4 separate regions of the Homo sapiens genome follow, and all the other regions are linked to region 4. A link is an interaction called in ENCODE POLR2A ChIA-PET data of the cell type or tissue named here. Cell type or tissue: CD4-positive, alpha-beta T cell. All regions are shown on one strand. Each heading gives the region's core, and the rest is flanking DNA. Links, peaks and the distances in the headings are about the cores only.

The links. Peaks named below come from ENCODE experiments on the same cell type or tissue, not always from the same donor. Only the 100,000 strongest peaks of a DNase experiment are listed, where the experiment ranks them.
Region 1: POLR2A ChIA-PET joins it to region 4 with 24 read pairs; 10 of 35 experiments call an interaction of 5 or more read pairs at or near these places.
Region 2: POLR2A ChIA-PET joins it to region 4 with 11 read pairs; 12 of 35 experiments call an interaction of 5 or more read pairs at or near these places.
Region 3: POLR2A ChIA-PET joins it to region 4 with 14 read pairs; 10 of 35 experiments call an interaction of 5 or more read pairs at or near these places.

The regions. Positions count from the first base shown.
Region 1 is chr16:27,176,268-27,184,095 of GRCh38, forward strand. It overlaps LINC02129 (long intergenic non-protein coding RNA 2129), which reads right to left and starts at 320. Exons shown (of 4, transcript NR_170200.1): 1 at 296-320. In CD4-positive, alpha-beta T cell, for the core only: CTCF peaks have their summits at 3,370 (motif pointing right) and 3,570; a DNase peak (open chromatin) is centred at 3,434; H3K27ac peaks cover 337 bases.
Region 2 is chr16:27,444,761-27,452,191 of GRCh38, forward strand. It overlaps IL21R (interleukin 21 receptor), which reads left to right. Exons shown (of 9, transcript NM_181078.3): 7 at 417-516; 8 at 1,247-1,328; 9 at 3,774-7,282. The coding sequence ends at 4,523. It overlaps IL21R-AS1 (IL21R antisense RNA 1), which reads right to left. Exons shown (of 3, transcript NR_037158.1): 3 at 2,909-5,046. LOC124903668 (a long non-coding RNA gene) reads right to left here and starts at 575. Exons shown (of 2, transcript XR_007065031.1): 1 at 443-575. RefSeq lists enhancers at 3,886-3,945, 4,246-4,485, 4,748-5,625, 5,286-5,445, 5,466-5,515 and 1 more. In CD4-positive, alpha-beta T cell, for the core only: no CTCF peak of the experiment used is centred there; a DNase peak (open chromatin) is centred at 2,141; H3K27ac peaks cover 932 bases.
Region 3 is chr16:27,165,416-27,173,243 of GRCh38, forward strand. It overlaps LINC02129 (long intergenic non-protein coding RNA 2129), which reads right to left. Exons shown (of 4, transcript NR_170200.1): 2 at 6,415-6,564. Among named protein-coding and RNA genes, the nearest start is that of LINC02129, 7.3 kb to the right of the region's middle. In CD4-positive, alpha-beta T cell, for the core only: no CTCF peak of the experiment used is centred there; a DNase peak (open chromatin) is centred at 4,396; H3K4me3 peaks cover 393 bases; H3K27ac peaks cover 294 bases.
Region 4 is chr16:27,226,913-27,234,740 of GRCh38, forward strand. NSMCE1 (NSE1 component of SMC5/6 complex) reads right to left here. Exons shown (of 8, transcript NM_145080.4): 4 at 7,276-7,353; 5 at 6,089-6,235. Among named protein-coding and RNA genes, the nearest start is that of KDM8, 27 kb to the left of the region's middle. RefSeq lists an enhancer at 5,228-5,327 and a silencer at 5,508-5,557. In CD4-positive, alpha-beta T cell, for the core only: CTCF peaks have their summits at 3,817 (motif pointing right), 4,019, 6,135 and 6,395; DNase peaks (open chromatin) are centred at 3,959, 5,499, 6,029 and 6,553; H3K4me3 peaks cover 2,771 bases; H3K27ac peaks cover 3,322 bases.

The DNA of each region.
Region 1 (7,828 bases), core at 939-5,938, 52 kb before region 4:
ACTTGTTCGCAGTGCCCTGCACAGTCAACAAGGTAAAAGCATGAGCTATTATTCTCTCCACCTGACAGAGGAAGCAAGGATGGACACTCTCTCCTCCCATGCCCCCACTATCCCTCCTCCTCAGATACAGCAACTCTGTAGGGCCAGGGATGTGCTTGTGAATGGGACTGGCTTCCCGGGAAAGGCAAACAGAGCAGGCAGTGGTGACTGTGGGCAAATTAACCTGTTTGGCCTTTCCTTCTTCTTCTTGAAAAGAGAGAGAGAGAAATGATAGACCAGGTGTGGTGGCTCATACCTGTAATCCCAGTGCTTCGGGAGGCCAAGGTGGGAGGATCACTTGAGGCCAGGAGTTTGAGACCAGCCATAGCAAGACTCCATCTGTACAAAAAAAATTAAAACTTATCTGGGCATGGTGGCACATGTAATCCCAGCTACCCAGGAGGCTGAGGCAAGAGGACTGCTTGAGCCCTGGAGGTTGAGGCTGCAGGGAGGCAGCAGTGGACTTGCTGCCCAGGCACGGTGGCTCACGCCTGTAATCCCAGCACTTTGGAAGGCCGAGGCAGGCAGATCACCTGAGGCCAGGAGTTCGAGACCAGCCTGGCCAACATGGTGAAACCCTGTCTCTACTAAAAATACAAAAATTAGCAGGGCGTGGTGGCACACGCCTGTAGTCCAAGCTACTCAGGAGGCTGAGGCAGGAGAATGAACCCAGGAGGCGGAGGCTGCAGTGAGCTGAGATCATGCCACTGCACCCTAGCCTGGGCAACAACGTGAGATCCTCTCTTTAAAAAAGAGAGAGAGAGAGAGATGCTAGACTCTACATAAGATTGTGACAACTGATCAGGGTAATTCTCTAAATCAGTGTTTCTCAAAGCATGGTCTCCAGACATGCAGCATCAGCCTCACTTGGTAACTTGCTAGAAATGCAGACTCTTGGGCCCCACTCCAGACCTGCTGAATCAGAAACTCTGGGGCTGGGCCCAGCAATCTGTGTGTTAACAGGCCTTCAGATAACGCTGATGCACACTCGAGTTTGAGAATATAAAGGGCTGACATGAAGGGCTTACCACTGTGCTTGTCCTGTGCACGTGAGAAGCCCTCCTAAAAATTGTCTTTCGTCTTTGGAGGGGATAAGCTGGACCCTGAAGAGTAAGTAAAATATGGCAGCATCTTTGCATCTCATCCACAAATTTGAGTTGCTCAGAAATACATCACTTCTTAAAAATGTTCGGTGACTCACTGAATCTCCGACTCATATCCTCCACGTTGCTGCGCTGGCATAAAAGTAAACTTCAGTCCTTCTTGACTTTTCCATGCCTTTCTGGGGTTGGGTGTTGGTTCTTGGGTTTCACACAGTGCTGAGAGGCGTCTAGGTCCTCCATCCACTTGGGTGACCATTCAGCTCTTCATCCTTCCGGTCCACATGACCCCTTCCAAATTAGAAGCCTCGGCTGCTCTCAGAGCTCGCTTGGGGCCCCAGGCTCTTCACTGAAGCTGCCTTGAGCACCATCATCCAGAGCCACAGACTCATATGCCCAAAGGGACCAGGTTCATCAAGGAGACAAAGTGGACTGGCTGGCCAGGTGCGGTGGCTGACGCCTGTAATCTCAGCACTTTGGAAGGCCGAGGCGGGCGGATCACCTGAGGCCAGGAGTTCAAGACTCGCATGGCTAACATGGTGAAACCCCGTCTCTACTACAAAAATTAGCCAGGCACGGTGGCGCGCGGCTGTAGTCCCAGCTACTCAGGAGGCCGAGGCAGGAGAATGAACCCGGGAGGTGGAGACTGCAGTGAGCTGAGATCGCGCCACTGCACTCCAGCCTGGGTGACAGAGCGAGACTCCATCTCAAAAACAAACAAAGTGGACTGGCTGTGACCCAGCAGCAAGAGGTGGGGACTGTGGGGACGTATCATGTTTGTGCCAGGCTCACAGGCGTGCCTCTGGAAACACAGGCCTAGCGCTACCAGATCTCTTTATCCAGACAAGCTGCAAATCTAAATCTGAACTTTCAAGAGAAATTTGAAATAATCTATCTTTTATTTTCGATGTTGTTGTTGTTGTTGTTTTGGTTTTCTGAGACAGGGTCTTTCTCTGTTGCCCAGGCTGGAGTGCAGTGGCATGATCATAGCTCACTGGGCTCAAGTGATTCTCCCGCCTCAGCCTCCTAAGTAGCTGGGACTACAGATGAGTGCCACCACGCCTGGCTAATTTTTTATTTTCGTAGAGATGGGGGTCTTGCTATGCTGTCCAGGCTAGCCTCAAACACCTGGCCTCAAGCAATCCTCCCACCTCAGCCTCCCAAAGTGCTGGGATTACAGGTGTGAGCCACCACACCCAGCCTCAGTCTTTTAAATTTTGGAAATCCATCAGAAAAAATTAAAACACTACATGGGCCAAACCAAACGGCTGTGAGCAGGATTCAGCTCAAGTGGGGATGAGTTAGGGTTTCCGGGCTTGGAGGCAGCCTCTTCTCCAGGGTCCTGCTTCCTCCCCAGGGAGGTGCCAGGAAGCACAACCCCAAGACCCACAGCCCAGGATCCCACTACTCCCTCTCTCTCTTCTCTCTCCCCCAGCCACAGGAAGTCTCTCTGCAACTGGGAGAGGAGTTCTGTTCTCCCCACTGTGGCTCCAAAACCCTTGGTGGTACCTCAAATCCCCTCCAACCCCTTAGTTCTTCTGAGGACTCTCTAAATTCTCCTAAAAGAGAAGAAAAGCCAGAAAGATGTATGAGCTATTTCTTGTTCCCCTTCTGCTATATCCCTCCCCTGAGGCAACAGCTGCCTGTTTTGATGAGAAGGAAAAGGAAGAACAAGAGGAAAGAAAAACAACCGAAAAAGATAAAATAATATATCAAAGCATTATGATGCTTTGTGCACAAAAGCAGATAGGAGGAGGGGAGGGAGGGGGACAGAGCACAGGGAAGTTAGGTCACGGGACCACAGATAGGATTGAGGCCATTCCTCCGAGTCCTGGGGCTCTCTGTGGAGATGGGAAGATGGAGGGAGAACTGGGTTAGATGGGATGGTTGGGAAGTGACATTTGAGCCGAAACCTGAAGGATAAAGGAGCCAGCCATGCAACCAACCCGGGAGAAGGCCCGTTCCTCTGCTTCCTTCCCAAGCAGACGCTCTCTGCTGCTCTGAGAGCTCACCTGGGACCCCAGACTCTCTTCCAGGAACAGAAAGTGCAAAGATCCCAAGGCATTTTCAAAGGGAGCAAGGAGGCCCAGCACGAGACGGGAGAGGGACGGCAGGTGAGGCAGGGAGCAGCCAGTCATGGTAGGGGGTTTGGGTTTTGATGTAATGCCATTTGGAGGGTGGTGAGCCTGCAAAGGGCATGAACTGATTATTTCATAGTTTTATGAGATCATGCTGGCTGCAGTGTGGAGAGTATACTGTAGGGGGCGCGAGAGCGGCAGCTGGGACCCAGTTAGGAGCTGTGGGAGTTGTCTGGGCGGGAGGTGGCGTTGGTTCAGACCCTGACACTAAAGCAGGAACTGGAGCCTAGTGCTCAGTTGTAAGGCGTATTTTGGAAATGCTGCTGGTTGGACCCGCTGATGGAGGGCATGGAAAAAAAGGATTCAGCGACGAGTCCTTGTTTCTTGCCTTGAATATTGTAGAGTGTCAACTTGTGTCATTCACTCATCTCTTTATTCAGCAAATATTTATTGAATGCCTACTACGTATGAGGCATTGGGCTGGATCCTGGGGAGCTACAGAGATCAGGAATACAGGGTTGATGGCCCCAGAGAGCAACCCTTCAGTGACCTGGGCTTTCTGTGACCCCCGAGCTGCATATAGGGAGAGTCAAAAGGGACAACTTGTTCCCTCAAATGAAAAATTCTGCATTGATTCAGCAAACATTTACTGAGCATCTACTATGCAGCAAGTACAGTTCAGGGGCAAACGAGACAGACAAGGCCCCTGCCATCATGAAGCTCCTATGGAACAGACAGAAAACAAACATTTAAAATATCTATGTGTTTTGTTAGAAGGGTTCTGTTAGGGAGAAAAAGAAAACAAGAGAGGAGGTGCTAGGGTTTGAATGTATGTGTTCCCCCAAACTTCCTATGTTGACACCTAACCCCCAAGGTAATGGCATTAGAAGGTAGGGTCTGGAGGAGGGGATTACATCAGGAGGGTCCCACCCTCTTGCACGGGATTACAGTAGTGAATGCCCCCATCCACGGTTTCAGCTCCCTGTGGTCAACCACCATCCCAAAATATTAAATGGAAAATTCCAGAAATAAATATTCATCGGATTTTTATTACACTATAGTGTTATAATTGTTCTATCTTATTATTAGTTATTGTTGTTAATCTTTTACTGTGCCTAATTTATAAATTAAACTTCATCACAAGTATGTATGTATAGGAAAAAATGTAGTATATATAGGCTTCAGTGCTATCCGTGGTTTTAGGTATCCACTGGGGGTCTTGGAAAGTATCCCCCTAGGATAAGGCGGGGGCTACCGTAATACCCTCATAAAAGAGGCTTCAGACAGCTGCCTGGCTCTCCCACCTCTCTTGCTATGTGAGGACAGAGCATTCGTCCCCTTTTGTCCCCTTCCACCATGTAAGAACATAGTAAGAAGGCACCGTCTAGAATCAGAGTGAGCCTTCACCAGGCACTGAATCTGCCAGCGCCTTGATCTTGGACTTCCCAGCCTCCAGAACCATGAAAAATAAACTTCTATTCTTTATAAATTGCCCAGCCAGGGGTATTTTGTTACAGCAGCACAAACAGATTGAGACCAGAGGGCAGTGGGTTGGAGAGGGAGGTTATAAGAAATAGTTCTAAGAAGTGACATTTGAGCATGGATTTGAAGAGTGAGCCCCATGGAAATGGAAGATGGATGAGGAGAGAAGAGCCTGAGGGACCCCAAGGAGGGGGAGCACCTGGCATGTTCCAGAAGCAGCTGGAGGTGGAGCTGCTGGTGCACACCTGGAGAGGCAGCAGAGAGCAGGGATAGAGGGTGGAGGAATAACAGAGGCCACATTGGTATTGCCTTGTAGACCATGGTGAGCTCTCTGGATTTCATCCTGAGCGACATGGGGACTCATCAGAGGGTCCAGCTCACCAAGGTCCACTACTCTCCGCTACTCCACTGCCCTCCATCCCATCTACCAAGCCCCTCAAGTCCCAGGGAGGGCCAGACACAGCCCCTGACTCTCAGGAGCTTCTCCAGCTCACCCAGCTCATCTGGTGTCTCTGTGGGGCTGCAGCTGGCAGCGCATGTGATTTACTCGTCCCTCCCCGAGCTAGTGTATTTGGGGGCATCTGCTCCATTTTTACTGCTTTTGGCCGGGGCTTTGGTACTCCTTCACAGATCAAATCACCGCCTCCCTTCCCCACTAATCCCAACAGCTGGTTACTGCTCACCGATTCCCCTGCTCTGATTGTCAGGGGAAGAATTATAAATAAATGTGTATAAGCAAACAGATGCTGTCATTTAAAAAAATCAATCCATCTAGCAAAAATGCCCCACTTAAGACTGAAGTGGCATACTGCAGAGCATGTGTCTTGGTGGCATTTTAATGAAATCAGAAAAAACAATGGCAGAGCTCACTAACAATAGATTCCAAAAGAGAAAATGGACAAGGACAGAGAGAGAGAAGAAGTACAGACACACTGTGTGGCTCCGATGGCCAGGACCCCAGGCCATAGAAGACAGGCAAGTTTCCCTCTCTGTCCCCTACCTGCTTCTCACTTTCTCCCTTGTTCAGCCTTCCTTTGCCTCTTCAACCTGTTTATGACATCAAATCAGACTCATTTGTTATCTTTTTTGTGAGTCTCAGAAGCAGGTGGCAAAGTTTTTGCCCACCTTATGGTTTCTAGAAACCTAAATCCAGAATGAAGTCCTGCTTGTCCTCCTTGCTGTCCTAGGCACACAGCTCCCAGCCTTGCTTGTGGTCAGCAATGTACTGAGAGACAAATGGAATGGGAACAGAAGTCACCATTGCCTGGTCTGTCGCATAATAACCTCCCACATGAGATCTGCCATTGTCTTACCTCAATCATGGGCTGAAGGAAGAGGACTTGGAGACTTCTGCAGGGGTTAAACCCTCAGATGGAAAAAGTGCAGATCCCTGAATGACTGCATGGAGCAGAGCCTCCTTTCCATCCACATCAGGATGTGATGGGAGGGAGAAATAAATGTAATATGTCAGGCCACTGAAATTTTGGAATAATCTGTTACTGTGGGGTTTCTACTCTAATACACAATTAGTTCCAAAATTCATTCATTTGTTCTTTATTCACTCTGAGCATCTGATAAAAATAGCAGACATCACAACAATCTGGGGAAACGAATAGCATGAGCCTATTTTTCAGATGGAGAAACTGAGGTTCAGAAAGGTTAGGTAACCTGCTGAGATTTATGCTGCTGATAACTAATCACAACACCTGCCACTTACTGAGCATTTACTATGTGCCAAATACTGTGCTAAATGCTTCATATACAGTATCTTCTTTACTCCTCATAAAAAGGTATTGTCATCCCCATTTTACAGGTAGGGAAACTGAGGCTTAGAGAGATTAATCCAGTTGCTCAAGAGATGGGGGTAGGGAGGGAGAAAGGGAGGGAAGGCAAGAGAAGGAGGGCAGAAAGGGGGCAGAAAGAAAAGGGGGACACAGGAGAGAAGGAAGGAATAAATAAATGCAGAAGTCAAAACAGAAAGCTAATACTGCTTGTTCTTCCAATCCCAAGAAGGAGTCTCTAATAATAATCTAATCAAATTGCATCTCAAAAATACCAGCGTGTTTCAAATCAGGCCAGCCTTAGAGAACTGGAGAACTACATACACACACACACACACGCACGTGCTCCATAAAGGTTAAAACCATTACATCAAAATAAAACATATGGCCACCAAATCTGCATTTATTATATCTAATTGGAAGAGACACAGTCAAGTACATGAATATTTCAGCAGTTTCCAGCATGCAAATCACCATGCCAGGACCCAATTACTCGTTAATCGGCACGTGCCCGGCTTTTGGTGCCCTGGACTGGAACAACACTCCATCCTTTCCCCACTGGCTGCAGTGTCTGGGTGGCTTCTAATCCTGAGTCACTTATCATTTGCTTCTGCCTTTAAATAGCACCCTAAGAACAGAAAGACTTGAAAACCCTCCTTCTCACCAGGTTATACCCTGGATTAGTGTTTGGGGAATACTATGAGCAAAGGCAAGCTATTTGGTTCTAAAATCAAATGTAAAATTCAGATCTTTTAATGTAATCTCTGACCTAATCAACGTTAATGTAAAGATTTTGGTGATGTTGTTTAAGCCACAGGACATAGAGTGAACAAATGGGAATTAATAGAGATTGATTTTCTGGCCAATTTCCATAAAGGCCCGTGTTCCCCTGCAGAGCGCAAGATGAGAATACAAGAGCAGTATTTTCCAAAAACACTGGTCATTTGGCTCTTGGTTGATCATTTGGATTTTTGCCCCCAGGATTCTTACCATGTCTAAGTATCACCGAGCAAATTATGCACCTGATATTTCTCTTTGAACCAACTCCCTTTATGTTTATTTTTGGTAAATTTTGCGTTATTATGTAAATATGAATTCAGTATCACTTGCCCTGTTTAGAAGGTATATTAGTGGCCAGGCACGGTGGCTCATGCCTGTAATCCCAGCACTTTGGGAGGCTGAGGCGGGCGGATCACTTCAGGTCAGAAGTTCGAAACCAGCCTGGCCAACATGGCGAAACCCCAACTCTACAAAAAGTACAAAAATTAGCCACGTGTGGTGGCTCATGCATGTAGTCCCACATACATAGGAGGCTGAGGTACGAGGATCACTTAAGCCCAGGAGGTGG
Region 2 (7,431 bases), core at 4-5,003, 220 kb after region 4:
AATTTTGTCCTGTTCTAGCCACCCTAAGCCCTGAGCTTTCTGGCACAGCTGGGAGGTATTCAGTTGTTCATCCTCAGATGTAGCCCTTCAATTACATTTCTAGAGCCCCTGCTGGCCAGGCCCTGTTGGGTGCCAGCTGCTTCTTCTGTTAGGCATTTGATCCCCCTAACTCTGAAGTGGGAATCAGCCCTGTTTTTCAGACGAGATAACTTAGGCTCAGAGAAATGAAGTTACTTGCCTGGGGTGAGGAATGAGAACAAGATTTGAACCCAGATCCATCTCACTTCAAGACACTAGCAGTAACAGCCTCTCCTACCCTCTTCCACTCTACCCCAGACCCATTTCCCACCATGCCCACCCCATATGGCCTCTGGTAGAGTTGGTGCCATTTAACCCTTTCTTTGCTTCCTTCCCAGAGTTAAAGGAAGGCTGGAACCCTCACCTGCTGCTTCTCCTCCTGCTTGTCATAGTCTTCATTCCTGCCTTCTGGAGCCTGAAGACCCATCCATTGTGGAGGTGAGGCCAGGGGATGAGGAAGGCAGGGAGGTGGTCAGCCTGGGCCACTGCCCCTGTATGATACATGCAGGGTTGGAAAACATGACTGTCATCATGGTAACAATGATGATGATGGGATAATAACCAACTCACAGCCACCATGTGCTGGACACTGTGGAGGGCACTCCCTTCACCCCCATGGCTGCCCTATGAGCTTGAGACACTGCAGTTGCCCTTATTTTACAAATGGAGAAACTGAGGCAAGGAGATGTCAAGGACAAAGTCACACAGCTCCAAGGTGGAGAAATTGGGATTGAAAATCTGTGCCCTTAAACAGGGACCTCAGCTGTGATCTTGTCCAGTGGATTTTAAGCTTTGAGGCTTAATGGGCTTAAGGGGCCACTAGGTGGTGGTGAAGAGGTGGCTGTAATAGTCCACACCTCTGAAATGGCCTCTCTGCGCACCCCTGGTTGCAGATAAAGAAGTTGAGGCTCAGAAGGGGCAACATTTGCCCAGCACGCAACAGGCAGCCAAGAACATAACCACGATATCCCTTCAGGAGCCTGTGAGGGAGACTTACTTCTCCCATTTTACAGAAGGGGAAACCAAGCCCCAGGGAAGGAGGGAGGCGCCTGGGCTGAGTCTTGGGATGCTCGGAAGCTCCTGTAGGATGAAGCTGGGGAGCGTCCGAATGGGAGGCCAGGCTGCCCTCTGGTGATGTCAGGGTCCTCACCCCTCTCTGCCCCCTCAGGCTATGGAAGAAGATATGGGCCGTCCCCAGCCCTGAGCGGTTCTTCATGCCCCTGTACAAGGGCTGCAGCGGAGACTTCAAGGTGAGCTCCCGACCCTGTGATGAGCTCCTCGGAGCCCCTCCTCCTCTTCAGGAGCCCCACCTCCCCTCACCCCAGGCTCCCCAGCCTCACCCCACAGGCCTAGAGCATCCAGGTCTCAGCCAAGCCACAAGCCAGGCCTCAGTTTCCCCATGTGCAAAGTGTAGACAGTCATTCTTGTGGTGCAGAATTGGCAGAAGAATTAAACAAGATTTGACCAGGTGTGGTGGCTGACATCTGCAATCCCAGCACTTTGGGAGGCCAAAGCAAGTGGACTGCTTGAGGCCAGGAGTTCAAAAACAGCCTGGGCAACATAGGGAGACCCTCACCACCACTCCGCCTCCCCATCTCTACCAAAAACTTAAAAATCATTCAAGTGAGGTGGTGCACGCCTGTAGTCCCAGCAACTCGGGAGGCTGAGGCAGGACGATCGTTCAGAGGCTGCCGTGAGCTATGATCACACCACTGCCCTCCAGCCTGGCCAACAGACAGAGACTATATCTTAAAAAAAAAAAAATCAAAAAGAAAAAGTAAACAAAATAATGCAGCATTGGCCCAGCCCAAGGAACCAGACTGGGATAGGGGGTGAGGCTGGTGGTCTCCTGAGTCACAGATTGCCCCACTGGTCCTTTCTTAGGTGTCCTTAATCTGGGTTGGAGAGGGAATAGGTTCTGGAAAGAGCCTGGCCCACGGGGCAAAACACACTAACATTTGCCAAGCCTCCAACTCACCACCACCCGCCAGCACCCACAGGTTGTCTGTGCCCATTTACAGCCGTGTCACCCACCCTGCAGCAGTGGGAGTGGCTGCCACAGAGAGGATGTGGTGACAGAGGTGGGAGGGCCAGCCCCACCTGCTGCAGCCCAGCCTGAAAGTCAGACAGTGTAGACCTAGACCATTGATTGAGCTCCTGCTGTCTGCCTGGTGCTGCGCTGGACACCCTTCCTGCCTCACTCATTCTCATATTCACAGCAGCCCCTGCAGAGTGGATGTTCCACTGCCCCCAGGGCACCCATGAGGAGGCCAAAGAGTGGGCAGGGAGGAACATGGACCCCAACCCACATAAGACCCACCCTTTCCTCTTCCCTAAAGCTCAAATATCACATTGATTTTGGGTTGATTTTTACCAATACTCATATAGCACTTGCTATATACCAGGCAGTCCCCTAGGAGCATCACAAACAGTGACTCATTTAATCCTCACGACGGCCCTACGGGTGGGTGCTATTATTAGGTCCATTTTACAGATGAGGAAACTGAGGCACCGAGAGGGTAAGTAATTGGCTTAAGGGCACACAGCTGAGAAGCGACTTTGAATCAGTGGTGGTGGCCACATCACAGTTCTGAGATGAGTTTTTGAGGAAGATGAGCTCAAAACAGGGAGATACCCATTCCTGGGGATTTTCCTTGCCAATTGCATGAGGATTCTGGTGTCGTGAGTGGGAGTCCTGGCAGGGGAGGGAAGGGGAGGGTCCTTCAAGTTTAAGGGCCACCGCCTCAGCCAGCATCACCCACATCCTTTATCCTCAAAGTGTACAAAGGCCTTTCCAAGTGGCTTTTCATTGATCCACTCCACCCATTCATTTCGTTAATAAACATTTATTGAGCACCTACTTTGTGCTAGGCACTGGGGCTACAGCCATGGACAGAAGAGACAAGACTTATGTCCGGGGGCCAAGTGTCTGTCTGGTGGGGACACATAAACCAGGAGAGTGCTAGGTTTCAAGAAGCATCAAGGAGGCGGGAAAGCAGGAGATGGCTCAGGGGTACCTCAGACCTCAGGCCCTCCTGCCCCCATGTCTCCTTGACTCAGGAATCTTGGTCCCTGCCTGGACTATGGGGCCACCAGTTGTCTGACTGGTCACACTACTAAGGGTAGCAACTCCCTTCTACAAGTAGGGAAACTGAGGCCCAGAGTAGGAGGGGGATCCACTAGGGTGGGAGCACATTGTGGTCCTGATTCCTCTCTCTCTCTCTGTCTCTCGGTGTCTTTGTCTATCTTCATGTCTCTGTCTGTCTCTCTTGATGTCTCTTTGTCTTGTCTCTGTGTCTGTGTCTGTCTTTCTGTCTGTTTAAACCCTCACCTTGGCTGGGCACAGTGACTCACGCCTGTAATCCCAACACTTTGGGAGGCTGAGGCGGGTGGATCACCTGACGTCAGGAGTTCAAGATCAGTCTGGCCAACATGGTGAAACCACGTCTCTACTAAAAATACAAAAATTAGCCGGGTGTGGTGACAGGCGCCTGTAGTCCCAGCTACTTGGGAGGCTGAGGCAGGAGAATCACTTGATCCTGGGAGGCAGAGGTTGCAGTGAACCGAGATGGCACCACTGCATTCCAGCCTGGGCAGCAGAGCCAGACTGTCTCAAAAGAATAAAAGTAAAAGAAAAATAAACCCTCACCTTACCCTCATCCTGTGCTATGACTCTCTCTTTTTCTCTCTCACAGAAATGGGTGGGTGCACCCTTCACTGGCTCCAGCCTGGAGCTGGGACCCTGGAGCCCAGAGGTGCCCTCCACCCTGGAGGTGTACAGCTGCCACCCACCACGGAGCCCGGCCAAGAGGCTGCAGCTCACGGAGCTACAAGAACCAGCAGAGCTGGTGGAGTCTGACGGTGTGCCCAAGCCCAGCTTCTGGCCGACAGCCCAGAACTCGGGGGGCTCAGCTTACAGTGAGGAGAGGGATCGGCCATACGGCCTGGTGTCCATTGACACAGTGACTGTGCTAGATGCAGAGGGGCCATGCACCTGGCCCTGCAGCTGTGAGGATGACGGCTACCCAGCCCTGGACCTGGATGCTGGCCTGGAGCCCAGCCCAGGCCTAGAGGACCCACTCTTGGATGCAGGGACCACAGTCCTGTCCTGTGGCTGTGTCTCAGCTGGCAGCCCTGGGCTAGGAGGGCCCCTGGGAAGCCTCCTGGACAGACTAAAGCCACCCCTTGCAGATGGGGAGGACTGGGCTGGGGGACTGCCCTGGGGTGGCCGGTCACCTGGAGGGGTCTCAGAGAGTGAGGCGGGCTCACCCCTGGCCGGCCTGGATATGGACACGTTTGACAGTGGCTTTGTGGGCTCTGACTGCAGCAGCCCTGTGGAGTGTGACTTCACCAGCCCCGGGGACGAAGGACCCCCCCGGAGCTACCTCCGCCAGTGGGTGGTCATTCCTCCGCCACTTTCGAGCCCTGGACCCCAGGCCAGCTAATGAGGCTGACTGGATGTCCAGAGCTGGCCAGGCCACTGGGCCCTGAGCCAGAGACAAGGTCACCTGGGCTGTGATGTGAAGACACCTGCAGCCTTTGGTCTCCTGGATGGGCCTTTGAGCCTGATGTTTACAGTGTCTGTGTGTGTGTGTGCATATGTGTGTGTGTGCATATGCATGTGTGTGTGTGTGTGTGTCTTAGGTGCGCAGTGGCATGTCCACGTGTGTGTGTGATTGCACGTGCCTGTGGGCCTGGGATAATGCCCATGGTACTCCATGCATTCACCTGCCCTGTGCATGTCTGGACTCACGGAGCTCACCCATGTGCACAAGTGTGCACAGTAAACGTGTTTGTGGTCAACAGATGACAACAGCCGTCCTCCCTCCTAGGGTCTTGTGTTGCAAGTTGGTCCACAGCATCTCCGGGGCTTTGTGGGATCAGGGCATTGCCTGTGACTGAGGCGGAGCCCAGCCCTCCAGCGTCTGCCTCCAGGAGCTGCAAGAAGTCCATATTGTTCCTTATCACCTGCCAACAGGAAGCGAAAGGGGATGGAGTGAGCCCATGGTGACCTCGGGAATGGCAATTTTTTGGGCGGCCCCTGGACGAAGGTCTGAATCCCGACTCTGATACCTTCTGGCTGTGCTACCTGAGCCAAGTCGCCTCCCCTCTCTGGGCTAGAGTTTCCTTATCCAGACAGTGGGGAAGGCATGACACACCTGGGGGAAATTGGCGATGTCACCCGTGTACGGTACGCAGCCCAGAGCAGACCCTCAATAAACGTCAGCTTCCTTCCTTCTGCGGCCAGAGCCGAGGCGGGCGGGGGTGAGAACATCAATCGTCAGCGACAGCCTGGGCACCCGCGGGGCCGTCCCGCCTGCAGAGGGCCACTCGGGGGGGTTTCCAGGCTTAAAATCAGTCCGTTTCGTCTCTTGGAAACAGCTCCCCACCAACCAAGATTTCTTTTTCTAACTTCTGCTACTAAGTTTTTAAAAATTCCCTTTATGCACCCAAGAGATATTTATTAAACACCAATTACGTAGCAGGCCATGGCTCATGGGACCCACCCCCCGTGGCACTCATGGAGGGGGCTGCAGGTTGGAACTATGCAGTGTGCTCCGGCCACACATCCTGCTGGGCCCCCTACCCTGCCCCAATTCAATCCTGCCAATAAATCCTGTCTTATTTGTTCATCCTGGAGAATTGAAGGGAGGTCAAGTTGTTTGTCAATGATTTGTCAGAGAACCTGTTGAAATGTGAATTAAGAAGCTAAGAAAATATTTCTTAGCAACATTTTCTTTTTCTTTTTTTTTTTTTTCTTTTGAGACAGAGTCTCACTCTCGTCGCCCAGGCTGGAATGCAGTGGTGCGATCTCGGCTCTCTGCAACCTCTGTCTCCCGGGTTCAAGCGATTTCCTGCGTCAGCCCCAGAGTAGCTGGAATTACAGGCACACACCACCACGCCTGGCTAATTTTTGTATTTTTAGTAGAGCTGGGGCCACCCTGGCCCGGCCCCGTCTTCCTCCCCAAAGGTCAGACTGCAGGCTGCAGGGCTGTGCTGGAGGAGCCAGCTCTAGCTCACCCATGCTTTTGCAACAGGGTCGGGTTGGAAGTCAGCACAGGTCAGTCCTGCGGAAGGTTCCTTCGTGACTCATCTGTGAAGTGGGGTGGTTGGGAGAGGTAGCTGAGAGAATGCATGAGAGTCCTCGGTGCCTGGCAGGAGGCTGGAAGGTTCTAGAACACTGATGGTTATAAGAGTGGGACTGTGAGCCTGGGATCGGGGGGTGTGAGACTTGGATGGGAGCACAAGAGTGGAAACACAGCTTCTGCACGGAGCAGGCGCAGCCCTCAACACCCCGTGCACCTGCACCCTAGGGACTCTTGGGTCCAGATGTGCTGTGGTTTTCACACCTTCTTGGGGGCAACAGGTTCCAGGAGCCACCTGTGGGTGCCACCTGAGCCACAGGCTCCCAGGAAAGCAGCACAGCTCTCCTGCACCCAGAGCTTGCTGGGTGGCGGAGGGGAACACAGATGGTTGGGGAAGGCCTGAGGCCAGATTGGGGGACTCTGGACTGGGGCAGATGAGGCTCCTCAGAATCCCACCTTTGAAGGGAACTCAGCTTATAAACACAGAGGAGCAAAGTTGGAGGGCCGGGCGTAGTGGCTCACACCTGTGATCTCAGCACTTTGGGAGGCCAAGGAAGGTGGATCACTTGAGGCCAGGAGTTCGAGACCAGCCTGGGCAACATAGCAAGGCCCCATCTCTACAAAAATTATTATTTTTTAAAAAAATTAGCCAGGTGTGGTGGTGCTTGCCTATAGTCCCAGCTACTCGGGAGGCTAAGGTGGGAGGATCGCTGGAGCCCAGGAATTTGAGGCTGCAGTGAGCTGTGATTACACCGTTGCACTCCAGCCTGGGTCACAGATCAAGACCCTGTCTCTTAAAAATAAAAGTTGGAGACAAGAGCTGGCTCACCTGAAAGGAGGGATTAGTAGGTAGGAGGGTGGATGGAGGATGGATGGATGTGTGGGTGGATAGGAAGATGGTATTAAGTTGGTGCAAAAGTCTTTGATATTACTCTTAATGGCTTTAATAAAAAGCTTGAAGGAAGAATGATTGGTTGGATAGACAGAGATAAATGCATACTGGAAACAAAGATAAAGATAAAACACAAGTTATACCAGGCCAGCAACTCTATTTTGTTCACTGCCTTTAGTCCCAGCCTGGCACATAGTAGGCACTCAATAAAGCCTGATTTGTAGCATTTGCTTATTTCCATGGTGTAATTTCATGCTCCTGATTTGAGTCTAAACACAGAGTTGGGAAGAGATATGCACAATCTGCCCTCCTGGCTGGTATGAGTGAGTCCCAGCTCACCGATGGTAGCCCAGAGAGAACATCAAGAGGAGTAGG
Region 3 (7,828 bases), core at 1,930-6,929, 61 kb before region 4:
GTTCCTGAGAACTGGGTCCTGTACTCCTGCTGCAAGGAAAGCTACAAAGCAGCACTCCTGACTTCTGACATGGAGAGGCAGAGCTCCTAAATAAAGAGACTTCTCATAGCTATTCAAAAGAAACCACACTGGCCAGAAGCAGCAATGCATGCCTATAGTCCCAGCTACTCGGGCAGCTGAGGCAGGAGGATCGCTAGAGCCCAGGAGTTCAAGTCTAGCCTGGGCAACATAGCAAGATCCCATTTCAAAAAAAAAAAGGAAGAAAGAAAAAAAGAAACAACATAACCACATTGCATTACAAATGTCTGCAACATCATTGTGGTAACTTCTGGCTGCAACAGAGTCTTATGATAAAACTCTGTGCCCCAGCTCTGATCACTGGAACAAGCTGGATAGGTCCATTTTCTTGCCAGGGTGAGACCAAGGAGGTGCCCAGAATGGAAAATTTAAGGAGGCCCTCACTCTCAGGCTCGTGAAAGTGCAGGGTCAGCTCCTGAGAGTGGGGTCTCCTTAAATGTTGTGCCCTGAATGCCTCACTTGCCTTATCCTCCTCCAGGCCCTGCTTCTTGCTGCTCCTAAAGGCCTTTGCTTTCTGGATATTTCTCAGTCCTCCTGCAAACGCAGATGGTAGGCCCACACCTACTAGTGTTCTGGGGATATCCCAACATGCCCATGTCCACTTAGAATCCACTGGAATTTCTGACACATTTGTTTGATGCACTAATTAGTTAATAATGGGCCAGACACAGTGGCTCACACCTGTAATCCCAGCACTTTGGGAGGCTGAGGCGGGAAGATCACTTAAGCCCAGGAGTTGGAGACAAACCTGGACAACATAGTGAGACCCGCATTGCTACCAAAAAGAATTTTTTAATTACCTGGGCATAGTAACTTGTAACCTTGGGAGCTCTGAAACATGGTCCCCACATGAACAGAAAATCTGAGAAAGCATATCTGTGTGGGTGGACAGAGAGAAACAGAGATAAGAGGTAGTAATGTGGGCAAGATGGCACATGCCTGTAGTCCCAGCTATTCAGGAGGCTGAGGTGGGAGGATCACTTGAGCCCAGGAGGTTGAGGCTACAGTGAGCTAAGATTGCACCACTGCACTCCAGCCTGGGTAACAGAGCAAGACCGTGTCTCTAAAAAAGATAAAAACAAAATAAAATAAAAAATTAACAATGTTAACAGAAAACACTTCTTGCACACTTACCTTGTGCCAAGCACGCAGGTGTTTCATCAACACCACAGCTCTAGGCAGTATTCACTACCATTATCTCTGTTTTCCACCTTCTGAGGCACAGACAGGTGAAGGGGCTTGCCAAGATCACACAGCAAGGAACAGAACCAGGATTTGGACCCAAATCTCCCCACTGCCCCTATGAAGCCCCTTCAAGGAAAGCAGCTGCCTGTCTTTGAAAGCCAAGGAAACAGTGGAAATGACAAGTGTTAACCCACTCGTGGCATGTTAGAATGACTGTGGAGCTATTGAATCCTCGGCCCTTAAATCCGCTAATTACAGTTACAATCAATGGCATTAGTGTAAGGGCTCATTCTATTACCAAGACGGTGACGCCGGAGCCCACCAAGCCCACCCACTCCACCAACCACAGGCTCTTGAAATGAGCTGAAATCTGCCTGCTTCTGACCGGTCATCTGGGGCCAGATTCAAGCCTCCAGGCTCAGCCTCTCTTTCCTCTCTGTGGCCTGGCCGGGAGGACAGGTTGTTTTCTTCAGAATCGCCACCCAGACCCAAAAGACAACGGGTTTCCAGAGGCCCCGCACAGCCTTGGCGATGGGAAGCAGATTTTTGCCATTTTCTTCTTTTAGCCAAGGGACATTTAATTAAGGCTCACAAAACCCGCCTAACATATGATCATAATTATATCAGCATATTGGGGCTGGGAAGCTTTAAAGCCCAGTTACAAGTTGGTCAAAGACAGGCATGCAGAGGCCTGGAGAGGGATGGGAGAGAGGGGAAAATGTACTCTCTGGTGACACCAAACCAAAACCAGTAAGGGAACGGTGAGTGGGATTTGCCTGTGGGATAAGGGAAGGGGAAAGGCAAAAGCTGGGCTCTGGGGCGTGTTTTGATATTGGAGAAACTCACACGTTTTACAGGATGCACTTCTGCTCAAAGCAACTGTTTAGGCAGGGAATGGTGGTGAATAAGGCATGAATGAGAGAGCCCAGTAATCGCTGATGATAGCAATGACGGAAAACACAAATCACAGTCCCTTTCATCAGCATGTTTTCATCTTTGGCATTTAACACTAGCCTAAAGCCCAGGAGAGACTCAGAAAGTGTTCGTGACTTGTGCAGGGTTGTATTGGTGCTGGTGAAAATATTGGTGATGGCGGCCAGGAACCATGGCACACACCTGTAATCCCAGCACTTTGGGAGGCCGAGGCGGGGAGCATCGCTTGAGGCCAGGAATTCGAGACCAGCCTGGGCAACATAGAGAGACCCCATCTCTACAAAAAAAAGTTTTTTAATTAGCTGGGGGAGTGTATATTCGGGGCAACTTGAATGTATGCTCCCAGGTTACAAAAATTAAAAAAAAATAAAAATTAGCCATGCATGGTCATCACACATGCCTGTTGCCTGGGTGTTTGAGGTTCTAGTAAGCTATGATCGTGCCACTGCACTCCAGCCTGGGCGACAGAGCAAGAACCTCTACCTTAAAAAAAGATAAAAAAGATAGTTGGGGGGACAACAGTGATGGCAAGCACAGTGGAATGATCGTGACAGGGCTGGGGGTGGTGAATGAAGTCGATCACTGAATGGTGATGTGAATGGTGATGTGAACAGGCTCATAGAGTCGGGTGGTGATGCTGACAGTGCAGGTGGAGATAGTGGCAGCAGAGAGGCAGTCATGGCAGGGGGATGGAAGGGTTGATGATGCTGATAGCGGTGGTGATGAGGGTGTCAGGAAGACGGTAGACATGGTGACATTGACAGTTTGGTGATGGCTCGGTGGTGGTGGTAGTGCCCAGGGTGATGGTTATTGTCATGGTCATAATAAAGGACGGTGGGCTGGTGATGGGCTGGTGGTGACATAATATGAAGAGGACAGTGGTGCATAGCGGCCCATGCTGAATGAGGATGGTGATAATAGGGTGGTGGTGATAGGGATGGTGACAATGGTAGGGGAAGAAAGATGAAGGAGGATGGAGAAGGGAGGGAGGGAAGAAGGATCCTGGAGCATCGGCGTCATCAGGCTATGGACAAGAGCTTAGTTCCATTTCTTACCCTTTGGTCACTAGAAGTCAAAAAGCTCATTGTCTGCCAGGACAGGGACCCTTCCCCTGCCACCACTTCGGCTGAAATGCACAATCCTGCCCTGCAACAACACCCTTCCTGGTGGGAAGATTGGCACAGACCGGGTTTCATGAATGCATACACACCCTCCCTCTCGCTATTGTCTAAACCATCAATTAAGTTCCCCGGGGAGTAAAGACAGCAGTACCGTGTGGTAGTTAAGAATCTGGGCTCTGGAGTCCTCTTCGATTTAAATTCTCAATTGTGCTGTGTGACCTTGGATGAGTTGCTTAACCTCTCTGAGCCTCAGTTCATATGTATAATGAAGCTCATAACAGCACCTGCCACCCAGGATTGTAGTGAGAAGGATGGGAGACGATGCTGCAAAACACGTGGCCCATCAGGAGTCATGGCTCAGTGCCCCATGGGGAGTCAATGATGTTGGTTACCATTGTTATCATCTACCACTGCTTTTGGAAAAGCAGGAGGGAGGCTGGGTGCGGTGGCTCATGCCTGTACTCCCAGCACTTTGGGACACTGAGATGGGTGGATCACCTGAGGTCAGGAGTTCGAGACCAGCCTGACCAATATGGTGAAACCCCATCTCTACTACAAATACAAAAATTAGCCGGGCATGGTGGCATGTGCCTGTAATCCCAGCTACTCTCTACTCAGGAAGCTGAGGTAGGAGAATCACTTGAACTCGGGAGGCAGAAGTTTCAGTGAGCTGAGATCATGCCACTGCACTCCAGCCTGGGCAACAGAGCGAGACTGTCTCAAAAAGAAAGGGAAGGGGAGGGGAGGGGAGGGGAGGGGAGGGAAGGGAAGGGAAGGGACGGGATGGGAAGGGAAGGGAAGGGGATACAATAGAATCTGATCTCCAGGATTCTGGGAGATGAGGGAGTTGGCATCAAAAGTCCCCTTTTCCCAGACTCTGCAAGCTCTTCAGTGCCATCTGTCTGTGCAAACACACTCAGCAGGTCACAAGAGGCAGGCTGCTTGCACAGCAGCCGCTGCAGAAGTTAGGCCGGAACCCCATCACAACGGGCATCAATGAGTCAAGCTGGTTTGCCTCTGGCTGGAAACAGTAGGGACAGGCTCTCCACTAGAGCAGTCTGGTGGTGTAATTTAAGTGCCCCGCTTGCATACATAGTCTCCAAATCTGATCATAGCCCTCTGGAAGTTCTGTGATCTATTGAATCATGTCGTATTCTTCCTGTACTTAAGCTTGCTGGTGTGGTTTCTGTGGTTTGCAACAAAGAATCTTGAGTGATAAAGCTGAGTTCTAGCCTGACTGATAAAGCTGAGTTCTGGCCAGGCATGGTGGCTCATGCCTGTAATCTCAGCATTTGGGAAGTCTAAGGCAGGAGGTATTGCTTGAGGCCAGTAGTTCAAGACCAGGCTGGGCAACATAGCAAGATTCTGTCTCCACAAATAAAAAAAACACAAAAATTGGCCAGGCACGGTGGTGCATGCCAGTAGTCCCAGCGACTTGGGAAGCAGAGGTGGGAAGATCACTTGAGCCTAGGAGAGCAAGGCTGTGGTGAGCTATGATCACACCACTGCGCTCCAGCCTGGGCAACAGAGTGAGATTTTGTCCACCCCAACCAAAAAAAAAAAAAAAGGCTGAGTTCTAGGGCTTCTAGTCTGTCTCCCTTGATCAGAAACTGTCCTTGTTCAAGCTGCAGTTTCATTTAGCCCTAAACCCTCTGCAAGGGGGTGGCACTGTCTGGAGAGCCTTGGTAGGCCAAGCCCCAGAGGACTGGGCAGTAGTTACTGCTTCATTCATTTTCAATCAACCAAAATGTATGGAAAGCCTGTTACGCTTCAAGTACCCCACAGTCCACTGGAAAAGTGTCACTATGGCATTCGTGTATGGTGCATGCTGTGACAGGAGCCACAGAAAGAATAGTGATAATGTGATAATGTCACCTGACACTTATTTAGTTCCTCCCATGTAATTCTAAGTACATTTGACTCTTAAACAATGCAGGTGTTGGGACACAAAATCCCCACACAGTTGAAGTCTTAGTATAACTTTTTTTCCCCAGAAATGGTGTCTCACTCTATCACCGAGGCTGGAGTGCAGTGGCACAATCCCAGCTTACTACAGCCTCCAATTCCTGGGCTCAAGGAATCCTCTAGTCTCAGCCTCCCAAGTAGCTGGAATTACAGGCTGATACCACCAACCCCGGCTAATTCTTTTTACTTTTTGTAGAGACAGGGTCTCACTTAGTTGTCCAGGTCAGTCTCAAACTCCTAGGCTCACGCACTCCTCCTACCTCAGCCTCCCAAAGTGCTGGGATTACAGCTATGAGCCACCACACCCAGCCTCAACTGTACTTTAATTCACTTAATTTCCACTATACTTAATTCCCACTTCATTATGAGATAAACAATATTATTATTCTCATTTTACAGATGAGGAAATTGAGGCAGAGGGAGGTTAAGCTACTTTCCCAAAGTCTCATGGCTTATTTGTGATAGGCCAAGATTGAGGCCAAGCAGTCTAACTGGGTTCAGCTCTTAACCACTCAAGTATACTGTTTCTCTAAGGCTATTTAGTGGCACGTAATAGAGGCACCTAACCTGGTCTTGGGGGACAGAGGAGCAAGGGAAGTTTGCCTGGAAGCACTGTTGTCTACCTTAAGGCCTAAAAGATCAGTAAGAGACAATGAGGTGAAGAGATGGGAAAAGAATGATCTTGGCAGAGGGAACAGGATGTACAAAGGCCTGGAGGTGAGAGAAAGCTACAGCTAGCACCACTCATTTTTCTGAGCTGTTTCAAATATGAAAGTTTATGGAGAGTATAAAAATATAAGCTGGGTATGGTGACATGCACCTGTAGTTCCAACTACTCAGAAGGCTAAGGCTGGGAGATCGCCTGAGCCCAGGAGTTCAAGGTCAGCCTGGGCAACGTAGTGAGACCTCATCTCAAAAAAAAAAAAAAAAGAAAGAAAGAAAGAAAGAAAAAAGAAAAAGAAAAATATAGATCACAAGGGAAGCTGTCTTTTCTTTTTTGCTTACTATGTGTGTATTAGTCAGGATAAGTAATACTAGCTGCTGTAACAAACAAACTTACTATGTGCATATTAGTGAGGATAAGTAATACTAGCTGCTGTAACAAACAAATCACAAAATGTCAAAGATTTACGTGCTAACTGTTGATTTCTCCCTTATGAAGAGTCCCACGTGGAGATTCCCAGCAGCCATCCATGTTGAGCTTCCGATGCTGCTACTCACAAACCAGGCTCCTTCTATCTGTGGATCTGCCATCTTTGAGGGCAAGCATCAGCAAACTGTTCTATAAAGAGCCAGATAATAGAAGTTTTTGCCTTTGTAGGTCACAGGGTCTCTGACACAGTGAGTGTACTCTGCCCTTACGGCACAAATGCACCAACAGGGAATACACAAATGAATGGATGTGGCTGTGTTCCAGTAGAACTTTACTTATGAAATCAGACCACAGGCAGAATCTAGCTCATGCACCATAGTGTGCCAACCCTGTCTTGGGTATTAGAGTCTTCTGCCGAATCCTCACATCCAGCCAGCAGTCAGGGGAAGAGTAGAAGGGGACTCGTGGGGAAGGTTTCAGTAGATCAAGTCTGGAAGTAATGACATTACTCACGCCTGCATTCTGCTGGCCAGAACTTGGTCACATAGCCACATATGACAGCAACGTGGGCTGGAAAATATAGATTATGTACCCAGGAGGAAAAGGAAAGGGACTTTGGTGAATGCACAGGAGTCCCTGCCATGCACACTTTATGTATTAATACATCCTCTCACTCACTAAGAGATAGGAAGGAAGAAGTTATAAGTGGCCCCATTATACAGGTGAGCATATTGAGGCTTGAGGAGGCCTAGAGACTAGCTGGGGTCACAGAGTCAGTGGAAATGTCTGTCTATAATTAACCTCCACAAGCAGAGTCTTGAGGGTGAAGATAAAAAGGCACGTAACTCGGGCTGGGCACAGTGGCTCACCCCTGTAATCCCAGCACTTTGAGAGGCCGAGGCAGGTGGATCACGAGGTCAGGAGTTCAAGACCAGCCTGGCCAATATGGTGAAACCCTGTCTCTACTAAAAATACAAAAATTAGCTGGGCATGGTGGTGCGTGCCTGCAGTCCCAGGTACTTGGGAGGCTGGGGCAGAAGAATCACTTGAACCTGGGAGTCAGAGGCTGCAGTGAGCCGAGATCACACCACTGTACCCCAGCCTGGCTGACAGTGACAAAGCAAGGCTCTGTCTCAAAAAAAAAAAAAAAAATGGCAAGTAACTCAATCTTAGGGGAGGGGAACTCCACAAAGGACCATGAGTTTGGGCTAAAACCTGCCTAAGCCACAAACCTAGGTGCTGTGCTGATTTTTCCCTGTCCCTCACCTAATACAGCTTGTAAATCCAGGCAAGAGGGTCCCCACACCTTGGAGGACACTGGGCGGCTCCCCCCAGACCCCCACATCCTAGCACAGAACCCAGGGAAGTCAGAAAAGACCTGATGCAAACCTGGCCTTTCAGGTCACTATGAAGAGAGATTTCTCAGGGCAGGAGGACAGAACGGATTTCATGT
Region 4 (7,828 bases), core at 1,810-6,809:
CCACAGCCCAGTGCTCAGGAAGACACAAGGGTCTACGCAGCTTTTCACCAACCCCAGCCAACGGGCATCAGCCACATCCCCCTGGCAGAGCCTCGGCAAGGGAAACTGAGGCAAAGACCCTAAAGACATGGAGGCGTGGCTCCCTGACACCCGCCTTTTCTCAGCATCTGCTGTGCCTTCAGACGTGACTTCTCTGTCTGCACGGCAGCCTCGAGGGAGGCAGTCACAGCCCTCCTGCAGATGAGGACGCTGAGGCCCACAAGGGGGTCAGTCTCCCCAGGGTGCAAACCCAAACACCCACTGCTGCCATCCGCCACCCATCCCACTCCCAAAAAGCAGCATCCCTGGTGCCTCCCAGCACTTCTGCCTCCCAGCACTTCTGCCTCCAACTGCAGTAGGGACCCTCAGAGATCACTTCCAGCCACATCACTTTACAGATGGAGCTGGAAGGAGTCTGGAGAGGGCAGACAGGCCCCATCACACTGTGGGCAGTGGAGCCTCCAGTGGAAGCCAGGCCTCCTGGTTCCCATGCCAGGGTGCGGTCCACCCATCATGCATCCTGAAATCCCTGGGAGAGCCCGGAAGCACAAGAACAATGCAGCTCCCCAGGCCGACCCTACTGCCAGGTCACAGGAGAAAGGCAGCACTGAGGGAGACCCAAGGCAGGCAAATGACACGGGACCCAGGACATGGACCCATGCAGGCTGATTCCAGTTTCTCCACAGTCAGCTCATGCATCGGATATGAACCACACCAGGAGATGACGTCACTGACGCCTGCAAGTCACCCGAGTGCTCAACTGCCTTTTCTGTTATTTTCTAATTTTTAATTTTTACAAGCAAGAGCTGTCACTCCCGTTTCTTTTCTTTTCTTTTTTTTTTTTTTTTTTTGAGATGGAGTTTTGCTCTTGTTGCCCAGGGTGGAATGCAATGGCACAATCTTGGCTCAATGCAACTTCCGCATCCCGGGTTCAAGCAATTCTCCTGCCTCAGCCTCCTGAGTAGCTGGGATTACAGGCATGCGCCACCACGCCTGGCTAATTTTGTATTTTTAGTAGAGACAGGGTTTCACCATGTTAGCCAGGCTGGTCTTGAACTCCCGACCTCAGGTGATCCGCCCACCTCGGCCTTCCAAAGTGCTGGGATTGCAGGCGTGAGTCACCGCACCCAGCCCACTCCCGTTTCTGACAGGTAGAGCCCCCCACCCCATTCCCACCTTCATCCCCACAGTGCAATGTGGAGGGGTGTGCTTGCGTAATCTGGGCTCACAGTGCGTTCGCTCTGGAACACCAGTAGAGGAGCTGGGTGAGCACAGGAAGGAAGGCAGGGCAGAAGCGTGGGGTTGGGGCATGGACAGCCGCTGCGGGAACAGTGGAGGGAGGCCGGGGCACCAGGTGCTTGTGCCCTGCACCGCAGCTGTTGCTGGTGCACAGGGGCTTTGTGTCATCCAAGTGCTGTGGGCAATGGGAGGATGTGACCAGCCCCCAGGCTGTCCTCGGTCCTCAGTCCTATGGCTGTTACCTTCCCCCAAAGCTCCCAAATCCATCATGGCACCCCACCTCCCTGGCCACCGCCCTCTTCCAGCCTCCCCTCCAGATCCATCACGGCACCCCACCTCCTTGGCCCCCACCCTCTTCCACCCTCCCCTCCAGATCCATCACAGCACCCCACATCCCCAGCCACCACCCTCTTCCACCCTCCCCTCCAGATCCATCATGGTACCCCACCTCTCCAGCCCCCACCCTCTTCCACCCTCCCCTCCAGATCCATCACAGCACCCCACATCCCCAGCCACCACCCTCTTCCACCCTCCCCTCCAGATCCATCATGGTACTCCACCTCTCCAGCCCTCACCCTCTTCCACCCTCCCCTCCAGATCCATCATGGCACCCCACACCCCCAACCACCGCCCTCTTCCGCCCTCCCCTCCAGATGCATCATGGTACCCCACATCCCCGGCCACCGCCCTCTTCCACCCTCCCCTACAGATCCATCATGGCAACCCACCTCCCCGGCCTCCACCCTCTTCCACCCTCCCCTGCTCCTGCTGCTCTCTGAGCCCACTCTCCTCCAGCAACGCACTCGCTACCGAACAAGCCTGGCCCTGTCACTCCCAACTCACCCCCACCCCAGGGCTTCCCACCACCCTTAGGTCCAAGAGCCAAGCCCCTAATACGCGTATCTCCCGGGCTGCCCTCCGTCTGCTCGCCTCGCAATCTTTGTGCTCAGATGGCCCTGGCCTTAGCTTCTTGAGTGCACCTGCTGGCCACAGGGCCACTGCCGGGCTGATGATCCTCCCACCCCAGGCTCCAGGCAACTCCCACACAGCCTTCAGCTCAAGTGTCACTTCCTCAGCAGCTGAGGGCCGGTTCCTCTGGGACAGCTGTCATAAAGCCATGTTTCCTTTCCATCTGTACCAGGACTGCAGTGAGATGACCGTCTCACTGATCTCGGGCTCCCCCTCCAGACCATGGCCCCATGGGAGCGGCCACCAGCTCTGGCTGTGCTCACTCCTGTGTCCGCAGCACCTGCTGTGGGGCCCAGCACTTGGCAGGCCTGTGATAAACACCCACGGGAAGATGAAGTAGACCTTGCACTGATCCCAAAGGAATGCCTGACACTAAGCAAGTTCAAGCTCAGACTGAGGCAGGAGCTGCATTTATTTTTTATTTATTTATTTGAGACAGAGTTTCGCTCTTGTTGCCCAGGCTAGATCATGCAATGGCACGATCTCAGCTCACTGCAACCTCTGCTTCCAGGGTTCAAGCGATTCTTCTGCCTCAGCTTCCCGAGTACCTGGGATTACAGATGCCCGCCACCACACCCAGCTAACTTTTTTATATTTTTAGTAGAGACAGGGTTTCACCATATCGGCCAGGCTGGTCTCAAACTCCTGACTTCAAGTGATCTACCCGCCTTGGCCTCCCAAAATGCTGGAATTACAGGTTTGAGCCACTGCACCCAGCCAAGCTGCATTTACTGAACACCTGCTATGTGCCTGAAACTGCACCCAAGGCTCACCATTCATGACCCACTCAGTCCTCTGAGGGCCCATCAGGGGAGGGGCAGGAGGGATGCCCTAGCCCTCAAAGACGACGACAGCCCAGGTGATCTCCCAGGCGCCTCGCCACAACACTTGGAAGTCAGGACCTCGTGTAGGGAGCAGTCCTGGGGTGTATGGAGGTGCGCCGATCAGCAGACGCCCAGCTCCCATGAGCCGCGCTTGCTCTCAGAGGCCTCCCCGCTGACCCCAACCACCTACCACCCCTGGGCCTTCTCCTGGACGGACAGCTGCCTCAGCACCTCCATGCCGGGCCAGTCTCACACAGGACTGGCTGTCCAGGAGTGACGTGTCCTTGGGGTGATATACCCACCTGGAAGGGCCTTGTCAGTGGGCCCCTGGCTATTTCTGTGGGAAGCCCTGTGTCTGAGAGGCCAAGGATCAGACACTGACATGTGGTCTCTCTGATCGAGGTGCTGCCCTAGGAAGACCTGTCCTGGGTAAGTGAGCACCCGCCCCGGTTCTCAGTGATTCCTCCAGAGTGCCGCAGACCTCAAGGCAACCCTTACCAGGCCATGTAGGTCAGAGAGCACTGGACCCTCACAGAAAACACCTGGAGCTGGCAATGTCCCCATCCTGCAGATGAGGAAACAGTCTCCGCAACGAGAAGCTGCTCACCACAGGCAGCGGAGGAACCTGGAGGAGTCTCACCACACAGCCCCTGCCACATTAGCTTCGTTCCTTCGTCCTCCTGAGGGCCCCAGCAGGCCAGGCAGTCAACAAGAAGCCTCTCTAGGGCTACTGCCCAGCGCCAGTGCTGAGGGCCCCCTGCTACTTCTGCAGCGCTCCTGCAGGTGGCAGCTCCCGGATCCTCTGTCCACCCTCCCTCGAGCTCAGAGGCGCCCTGCAGAAGGTGGTGCCAGCACTGCCACCGAACTGAGAAAGGCACAGAGTACAAGCGCCTGCAGCCACAGCTCACCGCCACAGACTCCAGGGCGGGGCCTCTCCTATCCACCACCGCCCTCTCCAGACACCAAGGGCAGACAAAGGGCAAGTCAAACCATAAAGCTGGGGGCACGCCCTGCAAGCCATGCACAATGGTGGCAGCATGTGCTAGGCATGGTGCTCTTGGGTGCAAAGCAGGGTGCAAAGTGTTGTGTACTGGGATGTTGGGGCACTCGGCTCTAGGGTCTGGGATAACAGGTGACTTCAGTGGGTTTCTTTATGCATCTCAACATGTTCTAATCCTCCTGTAATGAGCAGATATTTCCTGTAACATTTTTTGTAAGTTTTAAATGCTGTTCCTCTGCAACCTCATCCACCTGTCCAGTCATCCATTCAGCAAGCATTTATTGAGCAGTTGAGGTGCCAGGCACTACATTCTGCAATGGGGACCAGCCATGAAGAGGTCATAACCCCTACCCTTAAAAAACTTGGCCTGTGGCCGGGCACGCTGGCTCACGCCTGTCATCCCAGCACTTTGGGAGGCTGAGGCAGGCGGATCACCTGAGGTCAGGAGTTCGAGACCAGCCTGGTCAACATGGAGGAACCCCGTCTCTACTAAAAATAGAAAAATTAGCCGGGTGTGATGGCGCATGCTTGTGATTCCAGCTACTTGGGAGGCTGAGGCAGGAGAATCGCTTGAATCCGGGAGGTTGAGGTTGCGGTGAGCCAAGATTGCACCATTGCACTCCAGCCTGGGCAACAAGAGCAAAACTCCATCTTAAAAAAAAAAAAAAAATTGGCCTGAAGAGGGGCTGCACCACAAGCGAGAATGGTCAGTTATAACCTGAGTAGCCCTAGAACATTCCCTAGTGCCAAATACAGCCTGGAGGGCAAGAACAACTGTGACAAAGCCATTGATGGGAGCTGCAGTCCCCAAACCGGGGCCTGAACTCGGCCCTGCCACTCTCAGGGTGTCCGACGTCATCCAGACCCCTGAGCTGTCAGCTAAAAACTAAGCTATGGAGCCACTGCAGGGCAGCAGACAGCCTCCAAGACATGACATACGGGAACGCGCCCAGCAGATCCTGCACTCACCAGGAGCTCCCAGCCCTGCCCTCACCCCATGACCTCTCCACCCTGTCTTCCCATCAGGTACCCCAGGAACTGAATTCGGGTCAGGTTCCTGGGACAGGCCCACCCTAAATAGAAATCAGTAACTCAGAACACAGACTTCCCCAACCCAGACGCGAGCCTTCCTGAAAAGGAAGCGGAGAATCGCTGCAGCCACAAGCAGCAGCCTCTGGCCACGAGTCCGACCACCAAGTGAGGAAGCGGGGACCCGGCGTGAGTGCGTCCTCAACACACATGGGCACAAGCACCTGGGAGGCACAGCTGTGGTCAACTCGGCAAACACTGAGCTGTTGAAAACAGGGGTGCCTTTTGTGGAAAAAGAACTGAAACATTTGTTCTGCTCCATTCAGCAGGACTAGACGTGGGGGTGGGGGCAACATCTAGAAACTGGAGCTGCAGTGGGGCCTGTCCCAGATGTCACAGCTCCTTTCCTGAAGCAGGTCTATGCCTCTTCTAAGCACTGGCCCTGAGGAACTCACTGCTGACAAAAACAACAGTGGTAATGTCACCAATTCCTCTGCCGCCTCCCCCGCGAGCCAGCCAGCCTAGCACCGAGCACATTACTGTGAGGTCCCATTCCCGCTCCTGACACACCCAGCCCCGAAGGGGAAACAACGACTCCCCTCTTACAAGGAACATGAGGTCACCTGGCTCAGGGTTCAGACCCGGGTTAGATGTTAGAGCCACACTCTCAGCCACGGAACTGCCCTGCCTTGCAGTCTGTGGGCTAGAGCCTTGATCCTGGGGCCCAAGTCCCTGGGCGCGGCTCCTGGCTCTGCCATTCTGGCTGTGGCATCCTGAACACATCATCTGGGTGAACGGGGAGTGGGAGGCAGGAGGAGTGAGGCCCAAGTCCTCCCCACGGGGTCACTGCTGGAATGCATGAAAGCAGATAAGGGATCCGAGAAGGCCGGGCTCCTCAGACATCAGTTGGCTACAAGTACGATTTTGGAGAAAAAACTGTTATTCACTTGAAAAAGTGAACCAGGCTGGAAAAACCATGAGACAGTACCTCAATCAGCCACTTGTTTTGAACAAACTTCTGCAGCACCTGCTCCGCTTCCTTCTTCCTCATCTTCTTGCCTTTAAGTTGATCAACCAGGTTCAATATGTTTGTGGAAGACGCAAAGCCGGTTTCTGAGTCAATAATCAGTTCCAGCTGGAAGAAAGAGCAGGTATCATGCTCATCTATTAAAATGGCAAAAATAACTTTTAAATGGTAATACCAAGTCTGGCAGAGGCACAGTAAAACCACTCAGATCACAGGCAGAACTGTACACTGGCATGGTATTCCGGGAAAACAATTTAATGTGCATCAAGAGCCAGGACTGTGCTCAGTTCTTTTGACTCAGAGGTCACTTCTATAACATCCTCCCAAATAAATCATCTTAATGTCCCCAAATCAAAGAGGGTCGCCTTGCCTCACGGCTGGCCTCGGAGGCAGTGAGAGAGAGACACGGCAGGCAGGAACCGCTGGGGAAGACAGGTTCCTGCACACGCAGGTGTGTGCTCAGCTCAGCACCTGCTCCTCAACCTTGGTGGCTAATAATCCCCAGGAGAAGATCTAAAAGGAATGATTCCACCGCCTGGTTCTCAGAGATTTGGATTCAACAGATCGTGAGTGGGGCTGAAATGTCTGAATTATTTTTCACCTCTGCAGTTATTATCATTGCATCTAGGCCTGAGAACCACTCTTAGCCATGTGTTTGAGCAGAAGGCTGAGCAAATAGCTCTGAAGCCTGGTAGAACAGTACCTGTCAAATGTGCACGTGCAAAGGATTCAGTGGGCACCTGGCAAAAATGCAGATTCGGACTCAGCAGTCTAGAGTGGGGACTGGGACCGGGCCTTTCTAACAAGCTCCCAGGCGATGCTGCTGCTGCTGCCTTTCCCAGATGGCACTTGGAGCAGCCAGGCAGGAACGCCTGTTACTACCAGTGAAGCCCTGCTCTTGCCCATCCAGTTGGGGCTCACACCTGGCCCAGCACTTCCTTCTCAGGCAGCCATGGGGACCCCCTGGCAGCTGTGAGTTCCAGATGGGTAGACAGTGACATCTCCCTGCAAAGCCTTTTCTCAGACAGCAATGGTGGCCCATGTCCCCCCAGTGATCCTTGAACACTGCAGTTGCCACTGCTAATGACGGAGACAGAACTTTCCCATAAGAAGCCCACCCAATGGGCAATGGGGATTACTCTACTTACAGCCTTTCTAAACAAATCCAGTTCATTCTCTGCAAAATCCGTAGCCATTTTGGAAATTGAAGTTGTAGCAAGATTCACCTAAGAAATAAGTCAGCACGACAGTCAGGCTGTGCTCTTTGCGTGTTGGTTAACGTGTCGCTGGCTCTCCCTCCCTCCCCTCCTCCATCTCTGGCCAGTCACTGAGCTCCTGTATCCAGGCACTGCGGGCCGCAGGGATGGATCTGTAACCAGGCGTATATTACAGACTTTATTCTTTAGCTCAGCCAACATGCTGGGCCCTCAGAAGTTTCAGAACTCCAAAGGGTGTGCAGTATTTTCCAAACTCAGATAAATTTGGGAGATTTGTCTGCATGTTAATGGAGCTTCAAATGCAAAAAAAGCACTGAGAAGTCTGATAGCAAGGAAATCTGCTTTGCCATGTCTGACCAGCATTTCCACAGTTCTTTGACTCTGTAATGTTTTTTTTCCAGGGAATTGAGTTTGGGCAACCCTGGACTAGAGTGCCCCTTTCTGAGTGTGAGCCTGGCTGGGAGCAGCCAGATGTCCTCTGACC